Regions from separate parts of the Homo sapiens genome. Here region 2 is linked to region 1. Evidence: read pairs that join two places in POLR2A ChIA-PET (ENCODE). Cell type or tissue: PC-9. All regions are shown on one strand. Links, peaks and the distances in the headings refer to the core of each region. The heading gives the core; the rest is flanking DNA.

Evidence for each region. Peaks named below come from ENCODE experiments on the same cell type or tissue, not always from the same donor. Only the 100,000 strongest peaks of a DNase experiment are listed, where the experiment ranks them.
Region 2: POLR2A ChIA-PET joins it to region 1 with 5 read pairs; 1 of 35 experiments calls an interaction of 5 or more read pairs at or near these places.

What each region holds. Positions count from the first base shown.
Region 1 is chr17:15,949,696-15,958,083 of GRCh38, forward strand. The region is part of intron 1 of ADORA2B (adenosine A2b receptor); the gene reads left to right. Among named protein-coding and RNA genes, the nearest start is that of ADORA2B, 8.8 kb to the left of the region's middle. RefSeq lists an enhancer at 1,144-1,941. In PC-9, for the core only: no CTCF peak of the experiment used is centred there; a DNase peak (open chromatin) is centred at 4,736; H3K27ac peaks cover 2,500 bases.
Region 2 is chr17:17,070,711-17,077,051 of GRCh38, forward strand. It overlaps MPRIP (myosin phosphatase Rho interacting protein), which reads left to right. Exons shown (of 24, transcript NM_001364716.4): 2 at 5,000-5,077. Among named protein-coding and RNA genes, the nearest start is that of MPRIP, 31 kb to the left of the region's middle. RefSeq lists enhancers at 1,444-1,969, 1,970-2,496. In PC-9, for the core only: no CTCF peak of the experiment used is centred there; no DNase peak of the experiment used is centred there; H3K27ac peaks cover 2,336 bases.

The DNA of each region.
Region 1 (8,388 bases), core at 3,387-5,886:
CCCCGTCTCTACTAAAAATACAAAAATTAGCCGGGCGTGGTGGCACGCGCCTGTAATCCCAGTTACTAGGGAGGCTGAGACAGGAGAATTGCTTGAACCCAGGAGGTGGAGGTTGCAGTGAGCCCCAGCCTGGGTGACAATAGCGAAACTCTGTCTCAAAAAAAATAAAAAATAAAAAAGCTTGGCAGGAAGATTTCTGGCTCTGGGTTGTATCCTCCAGCTTTCCCAAGAGCTCCCTCCTTGGGTTCACCCTTCTGCATCAGTGTTACCTTTCTCTTCCAGATCATTCCCATGGTAATGGGTTGGATGATGGCCCCCTGCAAAACGTATGTCCATATTTTAATTCCCAGAACCTCTGACTATTCCCTTATATGGCCAAAACAAAAAACAACCAACCAAAACCCCACAAATACTGCTTTCTGTGGATCTTGAGAGAAGGAGCTTATTTGGATTATCTGGGCGGCCTCTTAATGCATTTGCACTCTTAGAAGATAAATCTGCAGAGAAGGCCGTTTGAAGGTGGAGGCCACAGCCAAGGAATGAAGGATGGCCACCAGAAGCTGGAAGAGGCAACAGATCCTCCTTTGGAACCTCTGGCAGGAGCGTGGCCCACACCTGGAAGTCAGCCTTCTCGCCCTGCTTGTTTTAAGCCACTAGGTTTGTGGGGCTTTGTCAGAGCAGCACCAGGAAGCCACCCATCAGTACACGAATATACCCCTAGATCAACGCCCCTTCACTTCCTCATCCACTCCTTTGCCTCCCCCCTGGCAAACTCTGCCACTTGTTACCAGGATGCCACTGAATTCTCCTGTCAGGTCACCCATGCGCCATCCCTCTTTTGGCAGAATCGAGCAGTCACTTCCCGGACCTCGTTGAACATGTTCTCTCAGCAGCTCCTGGTGGGCACTGTGGGCCCCCAGCTGGACTCCTGCTCCCCTGTAACCACTCCACACAGCAGCCAGACGGGATGACTTAAAACCTAAGCCACATCATACCGTTCCCCTGCTTACCACGCTGCAGAGACACAGAGAGTGAAATCCCTATGCCCTACCCTAGCCTGAGGCTGTGCATGGTCGGCCTTCACCCCCCAATTCTCACTCACCACGGCCAAGTTATATTCCCACCCATGGTCTTTGCACCCCCGTTCCTCACTTCACCCACCTGGAGAGGCTTCTCAGCCACTGCATTGGTTTACCGCCATCTCTAGTTATCCCATTAAACCATGTCCTTACTCAGAGTCTCTCTGCGCCCAGTGTGCTAGCCTTGTGGGCAGGGGCCTTACACCCCAGGATGCAGCGCGATGCCGGCACAGGCTAGGAAAGCACATTGTGGATGAATGCATGAGTGACTGGGTGAAAAGGGCACATGTCAGGCTACGTCATGCCCGGGGAACAGCTGGACAGGTGGGAAGGGAGGGTCCGAGACAGCAGGTGTACAGTGAGGGCCCAAGGGCTCTGTGAAACGCCAGAAGAGGAGCTGCCCCCACAAGTTCTAATGATCGGAAGACAGGAAAACCGTCTTCTGAAAACATCTCTCATGGGCCTAAGGGACAAAAGGGTGGAGAGGAGTGCAGAGGTGTCCGGGGACTGCCAGGCAGCCAGCAGGGGCTGTGGGCCAGAGGCCCAGGCTGAGGCCAGGGGCTGCAGACACGCGGGACGTGGCCCATGGGCCCTGGCTCCTGGTCCCATGCACAGGCCAGGAGCCACCCTGTTACCTGCATCAGGGCATCACCCAAGCCTGAGTGTTACTTTGCTGTCATTTGTCCTCCATTGTTAGCACACAGTCCTCCCAACTCCACTTCCCAGGCCATGTAGCAACCTTAAAACCAGCAGGTGCTGTTTATAATCCTGCTGGGGCCTCCAGCTGACATAAGGGGCTGGTTCCTGGCATGTTGATTCCAGAGGACACACACATGGCTAGGCAGGGGCCAAGGTCTGATTTGGTCAGTGAGGTCCTCAAATGTGTCTTGGAACCAGGTCAGAACTGGGGTAATTCAATCCAGAGGATACCTGAAGGCCCTCTCCCTTCGGGGAGGGTAGAGTCAGCCTGACCTGGCTGGTCATCAGGAGCACATGGGAACTGGAGGGCAGGGGAGATGGAGGTGGACTTGGTGTGCGTGGGGGTGCTGTGGACAGGTTCCCTCTGAAGGAGGCCGGGAAGGAGGGCCCGCTCAAGCCACCCTGGGCCCTGCCCTGAGACCGGAGCCTGGAGCTGCTCCCAGAGGGCAGAGGCCTCCTCTGCAGACCAGGCACAGTCTGCAGCAGCTCTGCATGCCTGGAGGTGGCCTGGTGCCCTGGAGCAGCACAGCCAGGGAAACACCGCCTGGCCTCATGCTGTGGACATTCCCACTGAATTCTGAAAAGGACAGTGGCTGCCTTTGGTTGTCTGGAGAAGAGGGTAAATGAAAAAAAAGTCAACATTTTCCCACTACAGATCACCTGGCTCCTTTCTCGGTGACCACGTGCAGGGCAGGACCCAATCCCTGTATCTCACTCTTCTCATTTGTCAGTTTATTATCACAGCATGGGTGTACACTGCAGGGACAGATATGGGGAAGTGTCCTCAGCTATTCTGGACATAGAGATTTTCAGTCTTGTGAATGGCAGCCATTGTTCCCAAGCCGTTTCTGGGTGCCAGGCACCTTACATCCCTAATCTCCTTTGATCTTTGCGACCGCCCTATGGGAGCAGATGGAGTTATCTTCACCACCTCACAGATAAGAAGATGGAGGTGCAGAAAATTATGTTTAGCCCAGGGTCACACGGAAGCCGGGACTGAGGCAGCCTATCTTCCCAGGAGCCCTTAACCATCATGTGAGCAGCTGGAGGGAAGGACTGCACACCCCGAGGTCACCCCCAAACACCCCCTTGATGAGGGGTCCCTTCTAGTGGTGGATGAATAAGGACACTGGCAAATTGTGATTAGATTCCTTTAATTATTACCTGGACAAAGAAGACTCCAGCTAACCTGTCAAATGGACGAGTGAGGAAAGAAGCTAAGCCCTGGCCAATGTGAATGGAATCTCACAGCATTTGCCTGACAGCTGTGAGGCTTTGTGGATCTCCTCCCACCTGCACCTTCCTCGGATTGGGGAACTGAGGCCCAACCTTTCCTTTTGCCTCAGATTTATTAGTGACTCCAGAATTAGGCTTTAGCCATGGTTATTCTCTCCTAAATTATTAACTCGATAGGCTCTTGGACTCCGAGGCTAACCAGCTGGAGACAGCGCCACGGGCAGCGGGAACTCAATGGCAAATAGCAAATGTATCTTCTTGGACAGAATTAAAGTGGAGAACAGCCTGTCCCAGGCACGGGCGGGCAGGCTTCCACTCAGTCTAGGCTGAGGGGCAGGGCTTTTTCTGGAGGGTGGAGGGTTGAGTGGTGTGGTAGGTGGGAGGAAAGTGCCTGCAGAGCTGGGAGTGCAGGGTGCGCAGGAGCAGGGGGACTCCTGAGCTGGCCTGGCACCTTGGGTGCTTCGCACCCGTGAGTGGGCATGGGATTTGGGCTGTGGTGGGGGACGGGCCAGGGAGCAGGCAGCTCGAGGAGGGCCTTGAGCTTGCTGAGGGTTTTGGATTTTGTCCTGAAGGTGCTGGTGAGTCCATGAATGAGTCGCATTTATTATCTTCTATTTTTTTGAGTTAGAAATCAACCAGTGGGCATAGAAGTAAACAGTCAAAAGTACAAAAAGGCCCAAAAGGGAAAGCAAGAGACCCCCACCAGTCCCTCTGCCGGGGGCAGCCCCCAGCCTGTTTCTCTTGGCATTTGCCCCGAGGGGCGCTCTGGGCTGAGCCCTGGTTTTGTGCTGCCATCTTGAAGCAGAATCTGTTGACTCCCCACTGTGAACCGCCAGGCCCGTGGCTCATGCCAGCCTTCTCCCCTATGCCCCACTTGAATTTCTGTTATGTTTTGATTTTTTTCCTGTGGACATTTCGGCCTGTGTTTCTGTCAAGTGGTGATTATATTTGCTGACTGTCAAGAAAAACAAGGAAGAACGTGTCCCCCATTCCTTTCCCAGGTCTGCTCCTGGTTTCTGTGAGCCGCGCTGTTACTGTGAGCGCGCTGCCTCTCAGGAAGTCTTCCTTGTGAAAGGTAACTCGTGCTGCTGGAAAGAAGCTGACACTGCACAGGGGGAAGCTGTAGAGTTGTCCCCTGTCTTGGATCTCTGCTTTCCTACTTTGCCTGTCAGAGGCAGCCACTATTTCTCATGGCTTCCTCTGCACAGATGGTGTATTGAACACATTTGCATTATACCATGACTTTTATGCTGTTAAGGTTTATACCATTTACATTTTTTTTTTTTTGAGACAGAGTCTCGCTCTGTCGCCCAAGCTGGAGTGCAGTGGTGCAATCTCACCTCACTGCAACCTCCGATTCCCAGATTCAAGCAATTCTCCTGCCTCAGCCTCCCGAGTAGCTGGGATTACAGGCACGTGCCACCACGCCTGGCTAACTTTTGTATTTTTAGTAGAGACGGGGTTTCACCATATTGGCCAGGCTGGTCTCGAACTCCTGACCTCAGGTGATCCACCTGCCTCGGTCTCCCAAAGTGTTGGGATTACAGGTGTGACCCACTGCGCCTGGCCAGGATCCTATTTTTAGATGCCATCCATTACTCAGACATTACTCAAAATTATGTCACATTTTAGCCTGCTTCAGGTTTACCATCTGGAAATTAGAAAGTTAAAGTAGGAAGCATGCCTTCCCACATCCTCGTGATCACCCAGCTTCTTAATCACCCTCATGCTGAGCCTCCTCACCCCTTTGCTATGTGTGCCACACAGCCGCTAGGGCTTCCTTTACTGTGCCCTTGGAGTGGTTCCAGCATTTCCTGCATTCCATGTTCTCTTTCCTCTTTCTAGGATTTCATATTTGTTAGACACGAGGATAAACTTTCTGGGTTCTTATATGTCAAAAATGTTTTTTTGGCCTGGTGCAATGGCTCGCACCTGTAATCCCAGCCCTTTGGGAGGCTGAGGCAGGAGGATCGCTTGAGCCCAGGAGGTTGAGGCTGCAGTGAGCTGCATTCACACCACTGCACTCCATCCTGGGCAACAGAGTGAGACCCTGTCTCAAAAAAAATTTTTTATTTCTCACATATGATTGGTTGGTTGATAGATTGTGGTTCGGAAGTGTTTTCCCTCAGATGTCTGAAGGGGTTGCTGTAACACCCAGTGTTGCTCACAAAGTCTGGTGTGTAATGATTCTTACTTGTAACTTGTATCTCTCCTCTGGGAACCTTTGGGATCATTTGTTTTTCCTTGGTGTTCTGAAATTTTGTGAGACTGGGTCTAAATGGTAACTCTTACTTTTTTTTTTCATTGAGGATGGCACTAGTAGGTAGGTGAACCTTGCCAATTTGAAGACTTAGGTCTGTCTTCAGCTCTGAAATTTTCAAAGAATACAGTTGACCCTTGAACAACTTGGGTTTGAACTGTGTGGGTTCACTTAAAATGGATTTTTTTTCAACCAAACACAGATTGAAAATACAGTATTTGCGGGTTGTGAACCCGAGTACACAGAGGGCCAACTTTTCCTGTAGTGGGGCTCTTGGGGCCAACTTCAGGATTTGATTACATACGGATTTTGGAGTACTTGGGTGCCCTGGGACAAATCCCCTGTGTATACCAAGTGAAAACTGTATTTTCTTAATTAATTCCTTATCTCCATTTCCTCTGTTCTTTTCTCTGGGATTCTTTTTTTGTTTTTTTTGTTTTTTTTTTTCGAGACAGAGTCTCGCTTGTTGGCCAGGCTGCAGTGCAGTGGCACGATCTGGGCTCACTGGCTCACTGCAACCTCCATCTCCCGGGCTCAGGCAATTCTCCTGCCTCACCCTCCCGAGTAGCTGGGACTACAGGCATGTACCACCAAGTCCGGCTGTATTTTGTATTTTTTAGTAGAGACGGGGTTTCACCATGTTGGCCAGGCTGGTCTTGAACTCCTGACCTCAAGTGATCCACTCACCTTGGCCTCCCAAAGTTGTGGGACCACAGGCGTGAGCCACCACACCTGGCCGCCTCTGGGATTCTTTTTTTTTTTTTTTTGAGATGGAATCTTGTTCTGTCACCCAGGCTGGAGTGCAGTGGCACAATCTTGGCTCACTGCAACTTTCACCTCCCGGGTTCAAGTGATTCTCCTGCCTCAGCCTCTCGAGTAGCTAGGATTACAGGCGTGCACCACCACACGTGGCTAATTTTTTGTATTTTTGGTAGAGATGGGGTTTCACCATATTGGCCAGGCTGGTGTCGAACTCCTGACCTCAAGCGATCTGCCTGCCTCGGCCTCCATAAATGCTGGGATTACAGGCGTGAGCCACGCCTCTGGGATTCTTAATAGGCAGATGGGGACGTCCCCTCCTTTCCTGATCACTGTTCTCTGACAGTTCCCAGTGCTTTCTCATTCTTTGTAAGAGTTTCTTCGCTTTTTTTCCTTTGTTCTTCTATTTTTCAATACAATTTTAGCATTCATATGTTTACTTTTGATGAAGACTAAGGGATTTTAAATTGACTTTGAAAAACATTTTTTAGATTCACATGGTTGAGATTCCTCGTGTGGCAGAGTGTACATAACCTAAACTCTTCCCCTCCCCCACCCGTTATCACTAGGTCTCTAGCCACAGCTTGGGGAGAGTGTGGGAGGGGGAGGGGATCAATGCCACAGCTCCCAAAGCTTGCCCACAGGCTGTCTTCCTCTTGACATCTGTTCTTTTCTTAATCCCATTCTGATCCCTGCTGTTTGCTAGACTGGAGCCTCTCATCCTGGCCATCCATGTTTCCAATTTAGGGTTCCATGGTTCATGCTGATGATCCTGTCCACCTTCTGTTTTTAGAAACTCATAAAAATCTCCGGTTTGCTGATATCATCCTCTACTTCTTTTTTTAGGATGATTATGTGTGTCTTTTTTTTTTTTTTTTTTTTTTTTGAGACAGTTTTGCTCTTACTGCCCAGGCTGGAGTGCAATGGTGCAGTCTTGGCTCACTGCAACCTCTGCCTCCTGGGTTCAAGCGATTCTCTTGCCTCAGCCTCCCAAGTAGCTGAGATTACGGGCACATGCCACCAACGATGCCCAGCTGATTTTTGTGTTTTTAGTAGAGACGGGGTTTCACCATGCTGGTCAGGCTGGTCTCAAACTCCTGACCTCAGGTGTTCTACTCGCCTCGGCCTCCCAAAGTACTGGGATTACAGGCATGAGCCACCGCACCCGGCCTGTGTGTCTTTACTGTCATTAAAATGTGATTTTGTGAGGAGTGATAATTAGGTGGAACTTGGAATGCCAAGGTACAATTTTAATCTGGAGTTTGATATGGTCAGGTTTGCATTGTAAAAGTCACTGGTGGACAGCTGAAGGAAGGAATGGACGGGACAAGATGATATAGGGTAGCCACTTGGCATCCAGATGAGAAGGAAAAAAGCATGACCAGGGCAGAGGCCATGGAGATGGCAGCAGACTCTACAGATATTGGAGACTCGTAGAACCACAATTTCTGCACCAGAGAAGGCTGATGTTTGATGCCAGCCATGGAGTTCAGCAGTCTGGAGCAGAGGAGCCACAGGTAAAATCATATAGGAAAGAGTCCTGAGAACCACAGATGGGCCCTGGAGCCACAATCAGTGAGTGACACCTAGAAATGTGGGTAGTTAGGGCCAGGCTGAGTGGAATTGATGTGCGTGAGATCTGCCATTGTGGAGCAGTAATGAGTCAGCATGAGTGACTGGCAAGCAGATCTGATCGATAGCACATAGTCGTGTGCTTCTGGCTGGAAGACAGGGCACACGGGACAGGTTCAAGAGGACTTGGTGACTCAGTTGGATGTGGACATGAAGGAGAAGAAGACTCCAGGATGACTCCCAGATTTCCGGTCGCCTGGGTGATGCCATCCTGAAGATGGGGGCTTTGGGAAGGTGTTGCCTAGGTTGTGTTTAAGGTGCCTGCAGGTTGAGAGACGCAGTAGTGGTCGAGTCTTGGGGAGTCTGGGGCTGCTAGTTCTTCCACCTGGCTCTGGACCCAACTCCTGCTTTATGGGAGCCCTGGACCGTTCATTATTCCTGCACAGCAGCCTCTTCCCTTCCCCATTTAAATGTGTTCAAACTCCTCCCACCCGTCTCCGCCCAACCTTCTTTGGTGTGCCACCTGTTTTGCGCCAGTCCCGCCACCTGCAGACTTCCCAAAGCAGCTTTCTGTCTATGACATCCTGATTTCCACTGCTGATTTTAGCACCACTGCTGAGTGTTTTTTTTTGTTTGTTTGTTTTGTTTTTTAAACATAGAGAACTACAAAGCTTTATTGAACGACATTGTAGAACCAGGACCTGTCAGGTACACTTCCTTTTTTTTTTTTTTTCTTGAGACAGAGTTTCACTCTTGTTGCCCAGGCTGGAGTACAATGGTGCG
Region 2 (6,341 bases), core at 3,299-5,798, 1.1 Mb after region 1:
GGATAATTCTAGCATGGCTGTCATCTTGGTGTTGGCATTTCTTGGTTGTCTTTGTTCATTCAGTTTGTGACCTTCCTGGTTCTTGGTATGATGATGATTTTTGGTGGAAACCAAGTGTTTTTGTATTCTGTTGGGTGACTCTGGGTCTCATTTGAACCTTCTCTTTCAGTGGATTTTTCTGACAGTGCTTCCGTGGGGGAAGGGAGTCACCATGACCACCTGGTTACTTAGATGGAGACAGAAGTCCATCCCTCGGCCTCCACTGATGCCTGAACTGGGAGGCTCCTCATCATGGGTTCCCTTCCCACTGGGCAATGGTAAAAACCCTGACCCTCCTCTGGGCGCCCTCTGACACACCCTAGCATGGAGCAAGAAGGGTCCTCGTTGCTGTTGGTGGGATGTAAGGCCCTTGTGTCTTCTGACACCACCCTGGCCGGGGTGTGGGGCACCTCACAAGGGTGGAAGTCCAACCTTTGCTCACTTGGGGGTGGGGTGCTGCCTTTCCTGTGACTTTTGGCCAGAGTAAGGCGGTTCTTGTCTAAGAGTTTTCTGTCTTGTTGGGCTGCTCCTTTCTGGTTCTTCAGCTATGGAAAGTAGCTTTTTGTTGTTGTTTTTTTTGGTTGTGTGCCCATTGGCGTTTTCAGGTTGCCAGTTTCTCCAGTACCCACTCTGGGATAGTGAGACAAAAAGAAAGCCTGGGAGAGTCACCACGGTGTCCTTCCTTGGATCCTGGGTCCCTGGCCCACTTACCTTTTTTTCTCCACCTTTCAGAGTCTTCTCATGTTTGTCTTATACATGATGGCCCCAGGTTTTTGGTTGTACTTAGCAGGAGAAATCTACATCTGCCCCATCGTCCAGGAAGCAGAAGTTTCAAGGCACTGTTTTTGAAAGAGCTTCAGGTTGAAGGCACACCCAGACCACCAGCAGCCTCTTCCTAGAGGCCAGCCAGAAGTGGAGCCTCCGACTTGTGTGGGTCATGAGTGAAGGCCGAGTTTAATTGGAGAGGAGGTAGCTCGGGGGAGTCTCTCATGTGGTCACTTTTATATGGGATCCGGAGCCACATGCATCCTCTGGGAGGACCTGCATAGAAAGGGGCCCTGTGTGCAGGGCTGCTTGAAACAGGACTCGGGCCCCATCCTTTGGGTCCTTACAGCCCAGCTCAGATCCCCCATGTCAACAACAGATACCTGCTTCTCCTGCCTCCCTCCAAAATGCCCAGCAGCTCAACCAGAAAACAGCAAAGCTAAGCCTACCCACGCAGCATTTCCAGAGCACACTCCCTCCTGCCTGCTGCCTTTTGGGCTGTCTGTTTTAGTGTCCCAGTTTCAGATTATTATAGGACCGTCTGGAAGAGAATACTTTAGGGCCTTTTAGAGGTGCTGCCCCAGGACCAGGTGGGCGTGCGTGGGAGCCTCTGCCCGTGGGCATTGCTGCACTTAAAGACACTGTGGTCTGCTGTGCGGGGGAGGATGCAGCAGTTTTAGATAGTCTGAGACATAGAGAAGCAGCAGCTCTTCCTGGGAGGCCTTTCCCACGCCTTGGGGATGAGGACAGGTTGTCTGAGTCAGGACCTAGGTTATGTAAGGAGAAGGTAACTCAGAGAGGGCACCACCCACCCACTGCTGGCCTAGGCCGGTGGGCACTCACCTCCACTCCCTCTGCACACCTGCCTCAGGATCAAGGACACAGCCAGGGCTAGGCAGACCCCATCCCTGCCTTCCTGGAGCGAAGGTTCTGGGGTGGGGGTGGGGGGCAAGACATGTCATAGCAATGTAATTACGTACATAATGAAATGGTAGGTAGAAATTAGTTCTGTGATGTGCAGTGACGGTAATGGCAGAAGTGAGTTGTTAGAGACTGAGGGGGAGGGTCAGGACTGTCCCCTTGAGGAAGGGACATTTCGGGGAAGCCCTGAGGGATGGTAGAGAGGGCCAGGTTTTGGGGAGCTGAGGAGGCTGGGGGAGGCTGCGCAGCCCACGTGGCTGGCTGTGAGAGGCAAGAGTGGTGGTGATATAGCTGGCCAGTTCCTGTCCCTGGCTCCCTGGACTTGAGGAGTGAGTTCTCAGTAATTACAGATGGCTCCTCATGGCCCCATGGCGCCATCATTCCTGCCTCTGCACCTGTGCATCAGCTGCGCCCCTGCCCAGAGAGTCCTCTCCACCCCAGGCCTCCCCCTGTTATCTATGGGGTCCTTACCTTCAGGGCTTTTTTTTAATAGCTTTATTAAGATAAAATTCACACGTCATACGTTTAACCCATTTAAATGATACAATTCTATGATTTTTAGGATATTCCAACTGATGTGCAGCCATCATCACAGTCACTTTTAGAACATTACATCATCGCCAAAAGAAACCCTGCACCTCTTGGCTGTCACCAACCCCTTCCGCCGTCCCAGCCCCAGGCAGCCACTCCTCTGCTCTCTATCACTCTGGAATTGCTTTGATGAACGCTGGGTGGGGTGTCACCTGCATCCCAGCCTGCTCCTCCACCCAGAGGCCCTACATCTCGCTCTCTGCTCTGTGTCTGCGCCGCCCGCCCACCTGCATCAGTCCCCTCTGTGGTGATCCATATCAGGAAGTCACAGCCAAGCAAAGTGGCTGCTGCAGGCTCCCTGGTATACAGCACCCAGGGCCATGCACACGGGGTTCCTGAGCAGAGGTTTGCTGACGATGCCTGGGTTGAGACCAGGGCTCGGGTTCTGAGGGAACAGATGCTGATCCCTTGGCTCCCCACAGTTCCTCCTGGAGAAAGGTCAGGTAAATGTAGCTGATTATGTGATGACACCCCAAGCCCTGCCTCCAGAGGCCAGGGTGGTGGCGCATAGTCAAGATGGAGATAGAGGAATGGCTTGGCAGGCTAGCCTCTGGCCTCACAGGTGGGCACTTGTGGCCGGTGAGAGGCCGAGCTGGGAGTCACAGAGTCCAGATACACACAGGGAGTTGTCCAGCTCCGGCTTTCCCATGCAAGGCCTCTGGGTGGGGTCTGCTTAGGATGTGCACTCCTGGGTGGGGTGTGGAGAGGCCGAGCGTGTGTGCCCACCTTGAGGTTTGCTGGGCACAGCTGGAGTTCGTAGAGAGCACAGACCTCTCCTCGCCTTTGCTTCTGCCTTCCCAGGTGGGATTTCCACCACATACTCCTTGGCCCTCCTGGACTATGTCTGCAGCCAACACCCACTCCCCTGTTGCAGCAAAGCAAGCCTCTCCTGTCCTTGCAGCTTTCCCCCGACCCCAGGCACACAGCTCCACTTGCACCATTCATGGGGAAAGCCAGTGCTCCTGGGGACCTTGAGGACCCTGCAGGCGGAAGCCAAGTAAAGGGGGGTTCTTGGTTCAGCCTGGAGGCTGTGTGGCCTCTGGCACGTGGCCTGCCCTCTCTGAGTCACGGTCTGCAGCTACCAAATGAGGTAGTGTGGTGGGGCCTCCTAGTTTGGAGAGCACTGAATAAAAAGCACATCAGGAGGACCCATGAGGGGTCCTGTGTGTGTAAGCAGCAGTCAGAGAACTTGGGTTTTAATTTGTGTTACCGCCCTCCGAAAGGCACTGGATAAATGGGACTGGTTGTACCTTTTCCAATGCATTCTCGCCAGCTGGGTGTGGCTGAGGAAGGAGATTGAGCCAGAGTGTCTGTCTAGATTCCCCTTGTTGAGCTCCTCCCGTGGTCTGGGGAGTGGGGACTCTGTGGCTGGTAAAATATAGCAGTGCCTCACATTTGTTGAGACCTCACAGGCCAGACACTGTGCTCAGTGTTCTTTGTGCAGCTTTTTAAGTTGAGCTATAATTCACATATCTTAAGATTCACTCTCTTAAAGTATACAGTTTGGTGAGTTTTAGCATATTTACAATGTTGTGCAACCATCTCCACTGTCTAATTCTAGAATATTTTAGTCACCCACGAAAGAAACCCCATACCTGTTAGCTGTCTCTCCTTATTTCCTTTCCTCCAGTCCCTGGCGACCACTAATCTGCTTTCTGTGCTGTGGATTTGCCTATTCTGGACCATTTGCATAAGTGGAATTCTGTAATATGTGGGCTTTTGTGCCTGGCTTCTTTGACTTAGCATCATGTTTTCGGGGTTCCTCGGTGTTGTGGTGTATGTTAGTGCTTCATTCCTTTTTCTGGCTGAATAATGTTCCCTTGTGTGGACCCATCACACTTTGTTCATCTATTCATCTGTCCATGGATATTTGGGCTGTTACCACCTTTTGGCAGGTGTGAATAATACTGCTATGAACATTCATGTGCAGGTATTTATTTGAGCCCCTGTTTTCCGTTTTCTTGGGTGTGTATACATAGGGGTGAAATTGCTGGGCCCTAGGGTAACTCTGCCTTTAACTTTCTGAGGAACTGCCAGACTTTTCCAAGGTGGCAGCACCGTTTTACATCCCTGTGCTGGGTTTTACTGATTGCATTATCTCATCAGTCCTCACATCAGAGTCATGAGGTTTAGGTAGAATTGTCATCACTCTCACTTTTCAAATGGGAGAGTTTGAACTCAAAGAGTTTCTGCACGCAGTCACACAGCCAGTCAGTTGATGATTCTTTGGCCAGAGCTGGCTTTGATCACGAAAGCAGTCTCTTCTCCAGGCCCTGTTTTGTATCTTCAGGATGAAGCTTTTTGACTGTGTTGTTCATGTCCTATTTCCTGGCGCCTGGCACACACTGACACTCACATATTTGTTGAATAACATGTCATTTTTTCCTGATCTTGGTGGCTTGATCAGTAACTTGCAGGAGACAGCATGTCTTAGGGGATCCTGTACTCTCCAGGTTCTCACACTCCTGCCAGGGCCTGTATGCTCTCCACCCCGGATGCTGCAGAATCCCCGCCAGCCTCTGACTCTCAAGCAGCTGCAGACGCACCGCAGTGGAAATAGGTGTCATGACCTCTGCAGAGCAGAGGCAACATCTGTTTCCAGCGAGTGCTTGCTGTTAACTTGACCTGTTCTCTCTTCTGGGTTGAAGGCTGCTGGTGACCTGCCCTCTTTTTTCTCCTCTAGGCAAAACCCATTTATGGCGGTTGGCTGCTCCTGGCTCCAGATGGGACCGACTTTGACAACCCAGTGCACCGGTCTCGGGTAAGGGCATCAGAGCCAACTCTCAGGGAGGAACCAGAGAAGGGACCCATCTAAGGGTGAACTGGCAGAGTGGAAGAGGGAGATGGAGAGTTGAACAGTGGATCCTGGGATAGCAGGACCAGCAGGGCTCCCCCATTTGGTGCACTTGTACGTTGTACAGAAAAGGTCTCAATTATACATAGTTGTGTGTAGTGCTCCCTTCAGAATGAGGAGCTCTCATGTGGGTGTTGCCTGTTTTGTGGGTCAGGTTGACTCTAGGAACAGTAAAATGGAAGAGGCAAAAGAGCAGTTAAAGGTTTGCATTATACCGAGCAGCTCCCAATTCCTTCCATGCCAAGGCCTGCCCCTGTAGCACCTCCCTTCTTCCTGAGCCAGGGGTTCAGCACACTAGCACTAGTGAAGGGTTGGGGGCCCAGAGGCCTTGGCTTACCTCTTACTAAAATGTGCATTGCCCAGGGCAGGGCCCCGCTAGAGCTGGGACCATCATTGGCCTGACCTGTGGTTTGTTTCTCTGCCAGGAAGCCCCTCTGGATTTGACTCCGGTTACAAAACTCTCCTTCCTCACAAACTTTCTTACAGTGCTGCCGCTTGCACCCTATAAATTGCTTCCACTCAGCCCCCTCCATCCCCGGGAGCTCCCTTTCCTCTTCTTCTTAGTTTCTGCTGCTCATCCTTTCCCCACCCTGAATATTACACTTTGGAGTAGGGGCCTTGGGCTGTGTATTCTGGTCCCACAGGCCTTGCATTGTGTCTCTGTTCTTTGGGATTGCTTCTAGAATGGGTTTTGATTTCAGAGGCTGCACATAAGGCCCTTGGAAATGTTCCTGGGAAACATGTTCAGGTGGCCTCCTCTACACACCCAGCATAGACCAGCCCTCTACAAGGCCTCTTTGCAAGGCCCTTTGAGTCCCTGTTCATGCCACCCAGACAGGAGAACTCAGGCATCACTGGTCCAGCTGGGCTGCAGTTTCCAGGGAGTAGTTCCCTTTCCTATTTTATATCAAGGTTGTACAAAATTGCCATTTCCAGCCTCTGACAGGAGTCTTTTTATAAATGATAACCCTGGCCCAAAGCAGAGAGATGTGCTTTTATAGTCAGTTCACGTGGCCTCACTGCCAGTTAAACTCTGAGTATTGTTGGGCTCTTTGCTTTTTTTTTTTTTTTTTTTTTTTGAAACAGAGTCTTGCTCTGTCACCCAGGCTGGAGTGCAGTGGCATGATCTCGATTCAGTGCAGTCTTGACCTCCCAGGTTCATGTGATCCTC